2 separate regions of the Homo sapiens genome follow, and region 2 is linked to region 1. A link is a contact called in ENCODE Hi-C or POLR2A ChIA-PET data. All regions are on one chromosome and are shown on one strand. Each heading gives the region's core, a stretch centred on a gene start or an enhancer-like site at or near the end of the contact. The rest is flanking DNA. Distances are from core to core; before and after follow the strand shown.

Evidence for each region. A loop is a pair of places that touch in the nucleus more often than their neighbours do. ChIA-PET counts read pairs that join two places held with the same protein, here RNA polymerase II (POLR2A).
Region 2: a map of CD8-positive, alpha-beta T cell shows a loop between it and region 1 (14-fold over the local background). The contact joins the promoter of KIF27 here to the promoter of GNAQ in region 1. A Hi-C loop is called at or near these places in 1 of 168 maps with a recorded cell type or tissue (CD8-positive, alpha-beta T cell). POLR2A ChIA-PET finds 5 or more read pairs at or near these places in 1 of 52 experiments (WTC11).

The regions. Positions count from the first base shown.
Region 1 is chr9:78,029,243-78,035,633 of GRCh38, forward strand. It overlaps GNAQ (G protein subunit alpha q), which reads right to left and starts at 2,569. Exons shown (of 7, transcript NM_002072.5): 1 at 1,858-2,569. The coding sequence starts at 1,993. RefSeq lists an enhancer at 1,758-2,652.
Region 2 is chr9:83,917,859-83,924,249 of GRCh38, forward strand. It overlaps KIF27 (kinesin family member 27), which reads right to left and starts at 3,574. Exons shown (of 18, transcript NM_017576.4): 1 at 3,513-3,574. LOC105376335 (serine/arginine repetitive matrix protein 1-like) reads left to right here and starts at 3,043. Exons shown (of 3, transcript XM_011519284.2): 1 at 3,043-3,403; 2 at 3,496-3,840. The coding sequence starts at 3,043. RefSeq lists enhancers at 3,106-3,855, 4,470-4,974 and silencers at 3,177-3,556, 3,587-3,736.

The DNA of each region.
Region 1 (6,391 bases), core at 1,319-3,818:
GCCCAGTTCACAATTAAACAGAAACAAAGACTGTCAACAGGGCAATAAAATAAAAAAAAAACACAATTCTTAAAACAAGTCTCTCTAAAATACGTGCGTTTCCCCTTAATTATACACTTAAAACACTCTTATTTCTTTTGTTCTTTATTTTCTTCTCAACCTTGAGAACTCAGAAAACATTCAACTGCCTGTTTTCAGCCACTAGAAGTAGCTCAAAATGAGAATTAAAAAAAAAAAAATCTTTACTTTCCAATTGCAGTTTGCCTCCTCCCTGGCTTCATTCCCCTAAGCCCAACTCTTTCATCCAGTGCTTTTGCCTTCTGCTTTTTATAAACATGTGCACATTTATCTAATTGAGTTTCAAAATGAAGACATAAAGAAAGCATGTCATGGGAATTAACTATTAGTAACTATGTGTGTGATCAGTATATTTTGTTCCTGCTTGTAAATGATCCAGTACATAAGCAGTTCATTCCCAAAGGCAATTGGTTCCTTGAGCCAGCAAATGGAATGCTCAAGATAAGAAAGAAAATGCATGCTTCTCACAAACACCAACTAACAGTACAATATTCTTTTCTTACAGAAATGTTTGAGAAACACATTTATTATACATGCAAATACCCAGAACACAAGTGCAGACATTTTTCAGGCCCGTTACTGCAAAGCTGTTTGCTCTTCCTGCCACAGTAGCTCAGGGTTCTGTCACTGTGGCTTGTATATGAACCCTGATCGCTTGATTCTGAACATCCTCCCAGAGATAATCATCAATAAATTTCTATTTGAGAAATGGCATTTTCTTGCTAACTTAGTGTTGAAGCAGAATTTTTTTTTCAAGACTAGAGGGAAATTTTTCCTGTATGCTTCCCGTTTTTCCTTCTCGCCCAGATTCCAAAGACATTAAAATGCTATCTGTTTTAAACAAAAGGTTTCTATTTGTTGCCAAGAGAGTAACTGAGAGACTGCACTGGTTTTCGGTAGTAACTATTGTGAACTGAGGCCTACATCTAGGTTGCCTCATTAAACAAAAGATACCGGTCGCTGTCAACAACCACACAGCACAACGCTCCCCTACCCTCATCTTTATCTAGAAGGAATGGTGCAGACGAGAATAACGCCTGTCACCATCCACTGGCCAACTCTTCTAGGCTCCCTCCTTTCGATGGTCTGGTGGCTAGAGAACAGCACTTGTGTGACACATTTGGGCTTGCCCTCCCGCCTCGCCCCCAGTACACAGACCCTTTCCTTGGAGGGCCAACCACTTGGCTTCCTCACCATGAGTGCTCCGGGAATCCAGCTGCGAGTCTGCCCACCGTTCCCCCATTCCCTCCTGACCCCATAGGGCACTGATAATGGATGCACACCGGCCACTCCACCGCAGGCCATCCCCCAACGTGCCCCGGCTCCGCTCGCCACCCGCTGGGCCACACACACGGCTCCCCACGCCACCACCCCATGGGGTGCCGCGGCCACGACACTGGAAGTTCAACCCCTCTGCCCACCTTTCCACCCCCGCGCCTCTGGTCGGAGTGATCTGCCATTTAGCAGATGCACAGCAGATAAGGTACAGCCCTCAGGGACACGAAAAGGAACAAGCCAAGGCACCGGGCAGGGCAGCCCCGACCCCTGTGCTGCGTGTGTGTGTCGCTGTGTGTGTGTGTGTGTGTGTGTGTGTGTGTGTCTGTGTGTAACGCGCCCGCGCGCCCGCGCGGGTGAAGGCAGTGGCCGGGGGCGCGCCCGGGAGGGTAGGGGCGAACCGCGGGCGCCGGGGGGCGGGGGCGCCGAAGGCAGCTGCCCCGCAGGGCCAAGGATGGTGGGCTGGGGGCGCAGAGGCCCGGCGGGGCCCCGGACGGTACTCACCGAGCAGCAGCAGCTTGAGCTCCCGGCGGGCGTCCCGCTTGTCCCTGCGGAGCTGCCGCTCGATCTCGTCGTTGATCCGCCGGGCTTCCTTGGCCTCCTCGCTCAGGCAGCACGCCATGATGGACTCCAGAGTCATTCTTCCAAAGTGCCTCCGCTGCAGCCCCGCCGGCACCCCCTGCTCACAGCGCGCACACACACCCTCCCGCCCTCGCTCCCCCGAGGCAGCGGTGGCCGCCGAGCCCCCGCCGCCCGGGCGCGCGTCCGGGACGAGCTCCGGGAACCGCCGCGGGGGCGGCGGCCAGGGCCGGGGCCACCAGGTGGGCCGGGGGCGCGGTGGGAGCGGATAGTCTGGGCCGACGGGAGAAGAGAGGCGGGCGCGGGAGGCGGGCGCTGGCTCGGGGGGCGCGTGAGAGAAGGCCGCCGCGCCCGGCCTCGCTCAGACGCCCGCGCCTCCTTCCCCGGGAACAGGCGGCCCGCCTCGCCCCCCGAGCCGCCGCCGCCGCCGCCGCCTGCGAGGCTCCCCTACGCCGTGCGCCTGGCGGCGAGAGCTCATTCACCGGGGTGTCCCCGCAGCGAGCGGCCGCCGACGGCTCCCCGCGCCCGGCGCGCCCGCTCCTCGCCGCCGCCTGACACGGCTCCCGGGCGCCCTCGGCCCTGTCCGCGCCCACCGCCCGGCTCGCGCGCAGACCCGGTTCCCGTCCCGCCCGGCAACCGCGCGCTCCTCCGCCTCCGCCTCCGCCCCCGCCCCCGCCAGACGCCCACCCCCTGCCCCGATTGCCAGGCGCGGAGCGGCTGCTCAGTGCGAGCCCTCCCCCTCGCCACACACACACATTTTCTTCTTTCTCTGAACTGGAGCACAGATCCGGGAGGGAGGAGGCGGCGGCGAAAGGAGGAGGAGGAAGAGGCGGAGGGGATGGGCGCGGGAGGAGGGAGCCGGGAGGCGGTGCCGCCCGGCCCCTCCTGGAAGGCTTTCCTGGGCTCGCGGCCGCCGCGGCGCGCCTCCCAGTGCGGCTCTCGCCTCGCCCGCGCGGCTCCCGGGCTGGGCCGGCCCCCGCGGGCTCTGCGGACGCCTACTGCTCCCGCACCCTCGGCAGAGTCCGCGGGCGCAGCAGTCACGGCCGCCCCCGGCCGAAGTCGGGGCCAGACCCGGCCGCCGACGCGCAGCCCGAGCCGGCGGCCGCCGTTGCGTGCCAGGGCCGCAGCCGACCTGCGGCTGCCGTCCGGCCGGGCGTGGTGAGACAGGAATATGGCGGCCTCTGCCTGCCTCAGCCCACCGGCCCGGGAGCGCGGCCGCGGCCCCTGCTGAAGTCGCGGGAGGCGGCCCCGCGGAGCCCCGCACGCGCTCCCTGCGGCGCCGGCGCTGGCGTCCGCCGCTCCCGGGCTGTGCCTGTCTGCTCCACGGGGTCGCTCCTCAGCCGTTTCTGTGTTTCCCGTTCCTATTTCTAAAACGCCATTCGGTTAGAAACTCTCACGTCACCTCTGACACCGGTGCAGTCTTAGAAAATAAGCTCCTCTATACTGTGTGGGGCTACTGGGGAAGGGAAGGGAAGGAATTGGCACCGGTGCCCAGAGGTGTAGGGGGAGATTCACAGGCGAAGCTGTTCGCAAAGTAACGTGAGATAGAAATCTAAATCCTGAACAGAGAAAGGAAGCTGCCCAAGTTTCCAAGAGCCTCCCGATAGGTTCCAACTTTTCATGCCTTTGTTTTTTTGGTGGTTGTTGGTTGTTTTTGTTTTTTTAAGTTGTTTTTGTTTTTGTTTTACAAGTTCTCTTGTTTCTGAGAAGGCACACGATGTTTAGCCGCCGAGTAATCGAATTTACTCTTCTAGACTGAGATTGAATTATGGATGACTTATGGGAAAATGTAAAATAATGTGGAATAAAAGGAAAGGAAAGAATGAAATAGAAGAGAAACTAAGGAGGCCCCAGCAAAACGGCATTCTAGTTTTTTTGATTTGCAATATGTGATTGAGGCAGTAAACTGTCGTATGCACATTTCATTGTGATCGTCTACTGATAAATAGCACACGAAAATAATCTTGTTTAATCAGGCCCAGGAGATGAAACTCATATTGCTTCCTGCCTTAAAGGAACCTGAGGTCTTCAAAGAAAATTGTCTTTTATGAAGAGAACCGCTTTTTCACGTTTCATGTGTTCTCTGAAGTGTCCCTGGTGCAACCTGCTGATCCAGAGTGTAAGGTACGGTCATGACTCTGCTTTTGCTACAGATCAAGAACTCATATAGGGTTCTTAGACAACAGGTGTGTAACTTCCTTCTTTCTTTCATTTGCCATTACTCCACCGTTTCACACACATACACACACTCTAAACCACGATTTAAATCAAGCAAGTCAAGATATAAAATATATATTTTAGGTTCTCTGTTTAAAACCTAGAAAATAATTAAATTTCACCTTGCCCTGGAGAGCAGAGAGGGCAAACCTCAACCCTTTTATGTGAATGCCTACAGAGAACAGCTAGACTTGCTATGAAATTAAAATTTAAAATCAAGTGACTAAAGAAATTAAAGATTGAAATTCAGTATGCAAAAATAGAAAGTGGCTTCAGAAGAAAAAATTTTAAGTTTGCATCCTCCGAATATATGTATGTATATGAGCTTTGGAGAGACACAGAACACTGGAAAACCAAATGACAGAAAGCTTGAAGTCTCTGGTTACCTACCCAGGGATCCTCTGAGACTTTTAAAAATGTCTTTTAAAATGAGCCATCAGGCTATCAGGTAATATGTTTTGACTGAATTGTCCTATTATTTGATGAATTCATCTGTTTCAGCGGGCTATAGAGTCAGAGTCTGTTTTGTCCCCCCTGTATCCCCCCAACATCATGAACACTCCCTGGCAACTTAGATACTTAAATGGATGCAATGAATCAATAGGAGAATGTTTCAAGTATTGGGGAGAAACCAGGAAGTAAGAAAAACCAACACTCTACAGTGATAAAGCCATATATGGGTGTCAAGAAGGAAACAGGAAAAGAAATTCCAAGTCTGAGCCCAGATCTATCCAAAAACCTTTTCATATTATCTGGAGAGCGTTTGCCAAGCAAATATTCCTAGAGACTAAGTCAAACAAATAGAACCCATGCAGAAACAACTGATAGTTGACCATGTTCTACAAGCACATACTCTAAAACATGCAACTAAACAGGGATTATGTTACAAAATCCCAGTTCATTCAGTCAACAAGCATTTATTCATTGCCTACTATGTGTAAATAACAGGTGAAGGTACAGGATAAGAGAGATACTAAAATGAATAAAATACAGTCCTTACCCTCCATAGGCTTATAGTCTTATAATGAGGCTCTAAGCAGCTATAATACAAGACTAAAATCAATTTGTATAAAATTTGGGGTGGAAGTAACAACATAAAGGTATAAAAAGGAAGGGGAGAACTGGAAAAGATACGGCAGGAAAAGGGGCATTGACATGCATGTTAAAGAATGAAAAGGTTTTCAATAAATAGGTACCTACATCACCTCAAAGTAAATGAGCAATTCCAAGTCACCCCACACAGAGAGTAAGATGATAAACCATTTTGAGAATTCAAGGACAATTACTAATGAGCTGAAAAGCAAATTGCAATACCCAAGGAAAATTGAACTTCAGAGAAAAATAGGAAGACTGTCACCTTTTCTATGGTATCCTGAGATGGATCTCCAACCCCACAATCATATCACCCTGTCCTTTGGGGACTGGCAAAGAAAAACAGTAAAAGGCATAGTTTAGTCTTAAGGAGTGGTTCTGCAGTCAAAGAATGAAAAGGCCATGCTCTTCTAAAAGGATCTCCTGGGGAAGGAAAGGCCCATAGAGGTCATCAGACACAGGCAATATACAGTACCTCTCTTATTCCCAGTCACTTAGCATGGCTGCTTCATATGCACCATACTACTGTCATTCTCTGTGTTCTCTTTCTCTCTGCCCCCTTCCCCTCTGAATTAGGAGCTTCTTGAGAGCGGGGACCATGTTTTTCATAACTGTTTTCAAGGCACCAGAAAGAGAGCCTAGCCTAGAACAGCTACTCAGTAAATAATGAATAAACAAAAGAATGCTACCACCTACATCATCAACAAACACACACTTACAGACTGCCTGTCCCAGGCAGTGTATTATGCCAGATGCCTGAGGCATACAAAGCCCTTAAAGGCTTCATAATCTATTTGGTGAGACAGGCCATGTGTTTCAAAGAATAAACAATACAAAATGAGAAACACTCGTTGCTAACATACAGTATGGAAAATGGATTGCTAACAAAGTTCAAGAGAAGCAGTTCCCTAAGCTGCCATTCAAATTAACCCAGAGTATGAGGAAGCACACGCTGGTCACCCAGAAGACCTTTTAGAAATCAGCCTGAAGAGCATCGCAGATCCTACAAGAGCTGGGAAAGAGATGTCTGGCCAAGTAATAAAGTGGACTTGCTCGTGGGGAAGAAAAAGAAGCCGACCTAGTGAGACGCTGAGAGCTGCAAATGGCGCCACCTACAGGAACATTCTTATAACAGCAGAAAAACTGAGAT
Region 2 (6,391 bases), core at 2,324-4,823, 5.9 Mb after region 1:
TAACTCTTTATGACCTTGGATTTGGCAATAATTTCTCAGATATGACACCAAAAGCAATAAAATAAAAAATACCAATTTGAACATTATACATTGTATACATGTACTGAAAAATCACACTGTACCCCATAAATATGTACAATGATTTTGTCAAACAAAAATAATAATAAAAGCAAAAAATAAAGATGAAGTATAGATTAAAAAATAAGTAAGACCCAGCCTGGGCAATATAGTGAGACGCCATGTCTACAAAGAAATTTTTTTTTTCAATCAGCTCAGCATGGTAGTACGCACCTGTGGTCTCAGCTACTTGGGAAGCTAAGGCGGGAGATTGGCTTGAACCCAGCAGCCAGAGGTTACAGTGAGCTGTATCTGCACCACTGCACTATAACGTGGACAACACTATAATGTGGACAGCAGAGCAAGAACTTGTCTCAAAGAGAGAGAGAAAGAGAGAACGAGAGAAATGGGGGGGGGGCAGGACAGGGAGGGAGAGGAGGGAGGGAGGGAAGGAAAAACGACATCAAAATTAAAAACTTTGTGCCTCGAAGGAAACTACCAAGAAAGTGAAAAGACAACTCACTGAATGGGAGAAAATATTTGCAAGACATATATCTAACAAGGAACTTGCAACTAGAATATATAAATATTATAACTCAAAAAGTTTTTTAAAAATTTTAAATAGGCAAAGCATCCGAAAAGGCAGTTCTTCAAAGAAGATATACAAATGAATAATGAGCACATGAAAAGATGCTCACCATCATTAGCTATCAGGAAAATGCAATCAAAATCACAATGAGAGGCCAGGTGCACAGTGGTTCATGCCTGTAATCCCAGAATTTTAGGAGACTGAGGTGGGAGGATGACCTGAGGTCAGGAGTTCAAGACCAGCCTGGACAACATGGTGTAACCCCATTGCTACCTAAAATACAAAAATTAGCCAGGCGCAGTGGCTCAAACCTGTAATCCCAGCATTTTGGGAGGCCGAGGTGGGAGGATCACCTGAGGTCAGGAGTTCGAGACCAGCCTGAACAACATGGTGAAACCCCGTCCTTACTAAAAATACAAAAATTAGACGGGCATGGTGGTGGGCGCCTATAATCCCAGCTACTAGGGAAGCTGAGGCAGGAGAATCGCTTGAACCCAGGAGGCAGAGGTTGCAGTGAGCTGAGATCGAACCACTGCACTCCATCCTGGGCGATACACCAAGACTGTCTCAAACAAACAAACAAACAAACAACAACCACAATGAGATACCAATCCACATCCACTAGCACTGCTATAATAAAAAAGACAGATCATAAGTGTTGGCAGGGTATAAAGAAATTAGAACCCTCATACACTATTTGTGGGAAGGTAAAATGGTATAGCCACTTTGGAAAACAGACTGACATTTCTGCAAAAAGTTAAACATACAGTTATCTCTTGACCCAGCAATTCCACTCCATCAAATGATCCAGCAATTCCACTCCCAAGAGAAATGAAAACATTGTGTTCGCATAAAAACTTACATACAAATGTTCAGTTTTGGAAGGATAAAGCTTATACAAAATTTAACAAGTAATCTATGACAATGTTTGAGTGCAGATGATGAAAAGTAATGAATTTGAGGTGAGGTTAGGTTCTTTGGAAAAGCTGCTGAGTCTTGAAGATTACCATTAAGTAACACAGACAACTAGACTGAAATAATATTTTATTAATAACACTAACAACAATGAATTGATAATATTCACTACCCTTGAAAAAAAAAAAACCATGGCCCAGCACGGTGGTTCACATCTGTAATCCCAGCACTTTGGGAGGCCAGGGCGGGTGGATCACTTGAGCCCAGGAGTTCGAGACCAGCCTGGGCAACATGGAGAAACCCTGTCTCTACTAAAAATACAAAAATTAGGCAGGCATGGTGGCGTGCGCCTGTAATCCCAGCTACTCAGAAGGCTGAAGCGAGAGGATCCCTCCTGAAAACAAAACAAAACAAATGTGAGCCACGATGCCCAGCCTCATTTCTTGGGGTTTTTAATGGTAATATCTATAAAGAATTTGGTTATAAAGGCAACTGAAACTTATTCTAAGCATTAAAAAAAATAATAATGGGGCCGGGCACAGTGGTTCACACCTGTAATCCCAGCACTTTGGGAGGCCAAGGCAGGTGGATCGCTTCAGCCCACGAGTTCCAGACCAGCCTGGGCAACATGGTGAAACCCTGTCTCTACTAAAAATACAAGAATGTGCCAGGCTGTGGTGACGCACCTGTAGTCCCAGCTACTTGGGAGGCTGAGATTGGAGGATCGCTTGAGCCCGGGAGGTTGAGGCTGCAGTGTGCCACTGCACTCCAGCCTGAGTAACAGAGCGAGACCCTGTCTCAAAACAAAACAAACAAACAATAGTAATGGTCCACAAACATAGGGCTTGTAAAACATCAATATACAAGAAATAAAGTTTTTACACAATCCATAGCACTTATACTTCAGATTCTGATCAATTATAGTCATCAGAAACATACGTATTATGTTGCCAATAAATGATTTAAAAAAAAGCAAAATCTGATTGGTCGTATTTAAGTATACTCAACGGGTTTTTGAAATCTGAGCAAAGGCAAGAGAAATATTGAATCCCTCATGTCATGTCACTGGTCAGGAATGAGTGTCTCCAAAAACCGTTGCCATCCCGTACCCTTGATTTCCCAGAAAGCAGTGGTTGTCTTAAATGTGTGGTTTGTTAATTATTTTCATAAAAAACTTGCCAGTAGATGGACAGTAAATCGCATACGGAGCTCAGAAAAGGCCCCAAATGCGTAAAGACGACAAAAGAGTAAAGAAGGGCAAACAACAAGGATTTTCAACACTGGAGACTTAAAAGGTGTTACTTAAAAGGTGTTTCAAAGAAAGAATCTGGGCGCTTTGCTCTTTATAGTCACCTGCCTCCGAGGGAGGGAGCTCTCGGGCTTGAATGTGCCCAAGGTTCAACCTCTACGGTAGGAAATGCGCCCAAGTTTCAACCTCTACGGTGGGAAATGCGCCCAAGTTTCAACCTCTACGGTGGGAAATGCGCCCAAGTTTCAACCTCTACGGTGGGAAAAAGACGCCTGCGATAAAACAAAGCGCTCGGTGGTGGTGGCCCTCGCGTCGCACCTCACGCCGTGCAGCGACACGAGACGAACACAGGGTGCGCTCTGAAAGGCCGGGTCCCGCGTTCCGGTCGATCGGTGTTCCCCGGGACCCGCTCCTCAGGGCTGACCCAACTTCCTCCGGAAGGGGCGCTCTGCCTCTAGTCGCTCGCCGGCTCCCAGCCCCGACCCCAGACCCCTCGGACGCCCCCATAGGCCTAGCTGGCGCCCCAACCGCCCACCCTCCGCTACCCACCCGCGGCGGCCCCGACCCCAAGCCGGAGCCTACTAGTCCCAACGGCCGGCTGGGGGCGCGGGAGCGGCGGGCGCGGCGGGCTGGAGGGCGGGCACCGCGAAGGGAGGGCGCCCCACTTCCCCGCACCGCCCGCCAGGCCCGCCGAGCACTGACCGGCTCGGGACAGCCCAGGCCCCTGTCGGCGAGCGCTGGACTCCTCAGCTTCGCTCTGCCACACCGCGCAGCCGCCGTCCGCGTCTTTTGTTGTCGCGAGTTCTCCTGGCAACCGGCGAAGCCCGCCTCCCGCCGCGTCCTCTCCTGGATGCCGCGTCCTGGCCCCGCCCCCATCCTGGCCACGCCTCCAAGCCCGCCGCGCAGGAGTCCTGCGTCCCCAGGAAGTCCGCAAAGGGCCGGCCCCTGGGCTTGCCTGCAAATCCGAGTTGTGTCCCACCAACGCGCTGGGACCGGTCTGTGAGGCCTGAGCGCAAGCATCTTTCTACGGGTTCGTGAAATGAGTGAGAACGATTCCACACCGTGTTTCAATATCTTAGCTACCAATTCAGTTTATTTTTATTTTTATTGAGTAAAACTTGCCTAACATAAACCATCTTAAAACTCACAATTCAGTGGCGTTTAATGCATTCACAGTGTTGTGCAACCATCACCTCTGTATATAGTTCAGAAACATTTTCATAACCCCAAAAGAAAATCCCCAAACCAGTTAGCAGTCATTCCTTCTGGTTCCCCTCTCCCCACAACCCCAGCCAGCCACTAATCTACTTTCTGACTCTGTGATAGCTTTACCTATTCTGGGCATTTCTTTATTGATGGAATCATTCAGTATATGACCTTTTGTGTCTAGCTTCTTTTGCTTAATGTTTTCAAGATGCAGTCATGTTGTAACATCTATCAGGACTTCTTTTCTTTTTTTTCTTTTCTTTTTTTTGAGACCGAGTCGCGCTCTGTCGCCCAAGCTGGAGTGCAGTGGCGTGATCTCGGCTCTCTGCAACCTCCACCTCCCGGGTTCAAGCGATTCTCCTGCCTTAGCCTCCCGAGTAGCTGGGATTACAGGCGCGTGCCACCACGCCCGGCTAATTTTTTGTATTTTTAGTAGAGACGGGGTTTGTTTCACTGTGTTAGCCAGGATGGTCTTGATCTCCTGACCTCGTGATCTGCCCGCCTCGGCCTTCCAAAGTGCTGGGATTACAGGCGTGAGCCACCACGCCCGGCCCTTTAGATGGAGTTTCGCTCTTATTGCCCAGGCTGGAATGCAATGGCGCCATCTAGGCTCAACGCAACCTCCACCTCATGGGTTCAAGCGATTCTCCTGCCTCAGCCTCCGGAGTAGCTGGGATTACAGGCATGAGCCACCCTGCCCGGCCCTATCAGGACTTTTTAGGGCTGAAAAAATTCCATTGTATGGATATAGACATACCACATTTTGTTTATCCATTCTTCAGCTGGTGGTGGACATTTGGGCTGTTTCCATGCTGCTATGGACATTCACATACAATATTTGGATGTCTGTTTTCAGTTCCTTTTTTTTTTTTGAGATGGAGTCTCGCTCTGTTGCCCAGGCTGGAGTGCAGTGGCGCTATCTCAACTCACTGCAAGCTCCGCCTCATGGGTTCAAGCAATTCTCCTGCCTCAGCCTCTGGAGTAGCTGGGATTACAGGCATGTGCCACCACCACGCCTGGCTAAGTTTTCTGTATTTTTAGTAGAGACGGGGTTTCACCATGTTGGTCAGGCTGGGCTCGAACTCCCGACCTCAGGTGATCCGCCCACCTTGGCCTCCCAAAGTGCTGGGATTATAGGCGTGAGCCACCGCGCCGAGCCTGTTTTCAGGTCTTTTAGGTATGGACGTAAGAGTGGAATTGCTGGGTCGTATGGTAATATTTAACTTTACCAATTTAGTTTTAAATGCTTTAATGCCTCCTGTTTTTAGTAGCACAATCTAAGCATCTTCAAAAACCCTTCCTTCTCTCATGAAATATAGGAATGAAGGTGGGGGAAAAAAGCTGACTATTTTATTTATAGTTTTTATTTTTTTTTCTTTTAACTGAATTATTTAAAATTTTAAAAATTCAGTCTGGGCACAGTGGCTCACACCTGTAATCTCAGCACTTTGGGAGGCTGAACTGGGAGGGTCACTTGAGCCCAGGAGTTTGAGACCAGCCTGGGCAACATAATGAGACCCCCCATCCCTACAAAAAATCAAAACTTAGCCAGGTGTGGCTGAGTATGCCTGCAGTTCCAGTTACTCTGGAGGTGGAGGTGAGAGAATGGTTTGAGCCTGGGAGGTCAAGGCTGCAGTGAGCTGTTGTTGCACCATGGCATTGCAGCCTGGGTGACAGAATGAGACTCTACCTCAAAAAAATAATAAATAATACATAATTTTTAAAATTCTAAGATTTCATTTATACACATACCTGTGTATTGAGTCATGATGTCAAGGGAATGTCTGATAGTGGCTCAGTATCAATCAAATGCGAAAGCCAGTGTCCTGGGCTTGCTTTTCAGATTGGGGTGATGGATTATTTCCTAGTCTTCCAAGGTTCCCCTCATGATTGGTGGAGATTGTGGTTGCCCAATTTGACTATAGGGCCAAGTTGCATTTTTAGAACTCTTTGAAAACAAACAAAAACTCACATCATGACTGTGAATTGGTAAGTCAGACTGGTCTGCTGACAAAACTTCAATAATTAATAGTACGTAACAATTTAAGTCTAGGAATACCCAGAAGTCTCAACAGAAGTTCTCAAGAGGCCACACAATTGCAGAGAGGAGGTCAGCAAATGCCCAACAGCATTAGAATGGGGCATTTTCCATTGTCCCCAAATTGATGTCTTGAGTCCAGAGTTAGAGAAAAGGAGTTACTTAAGTTCCCCACACTGTGAAGTGAATGCCAGTCATTGCCAACCCCTCCTCCCTAGGATTTATAGCAGGACTAAGCTAATTCCATTCAAATTCCAATCCTATCTCTTTTTTAAGTATCTGTAAGAAAGACTCGGCAGTGGAGTCAAGGGGTCTTGGGCCTTGTGGGTTGGAGAGT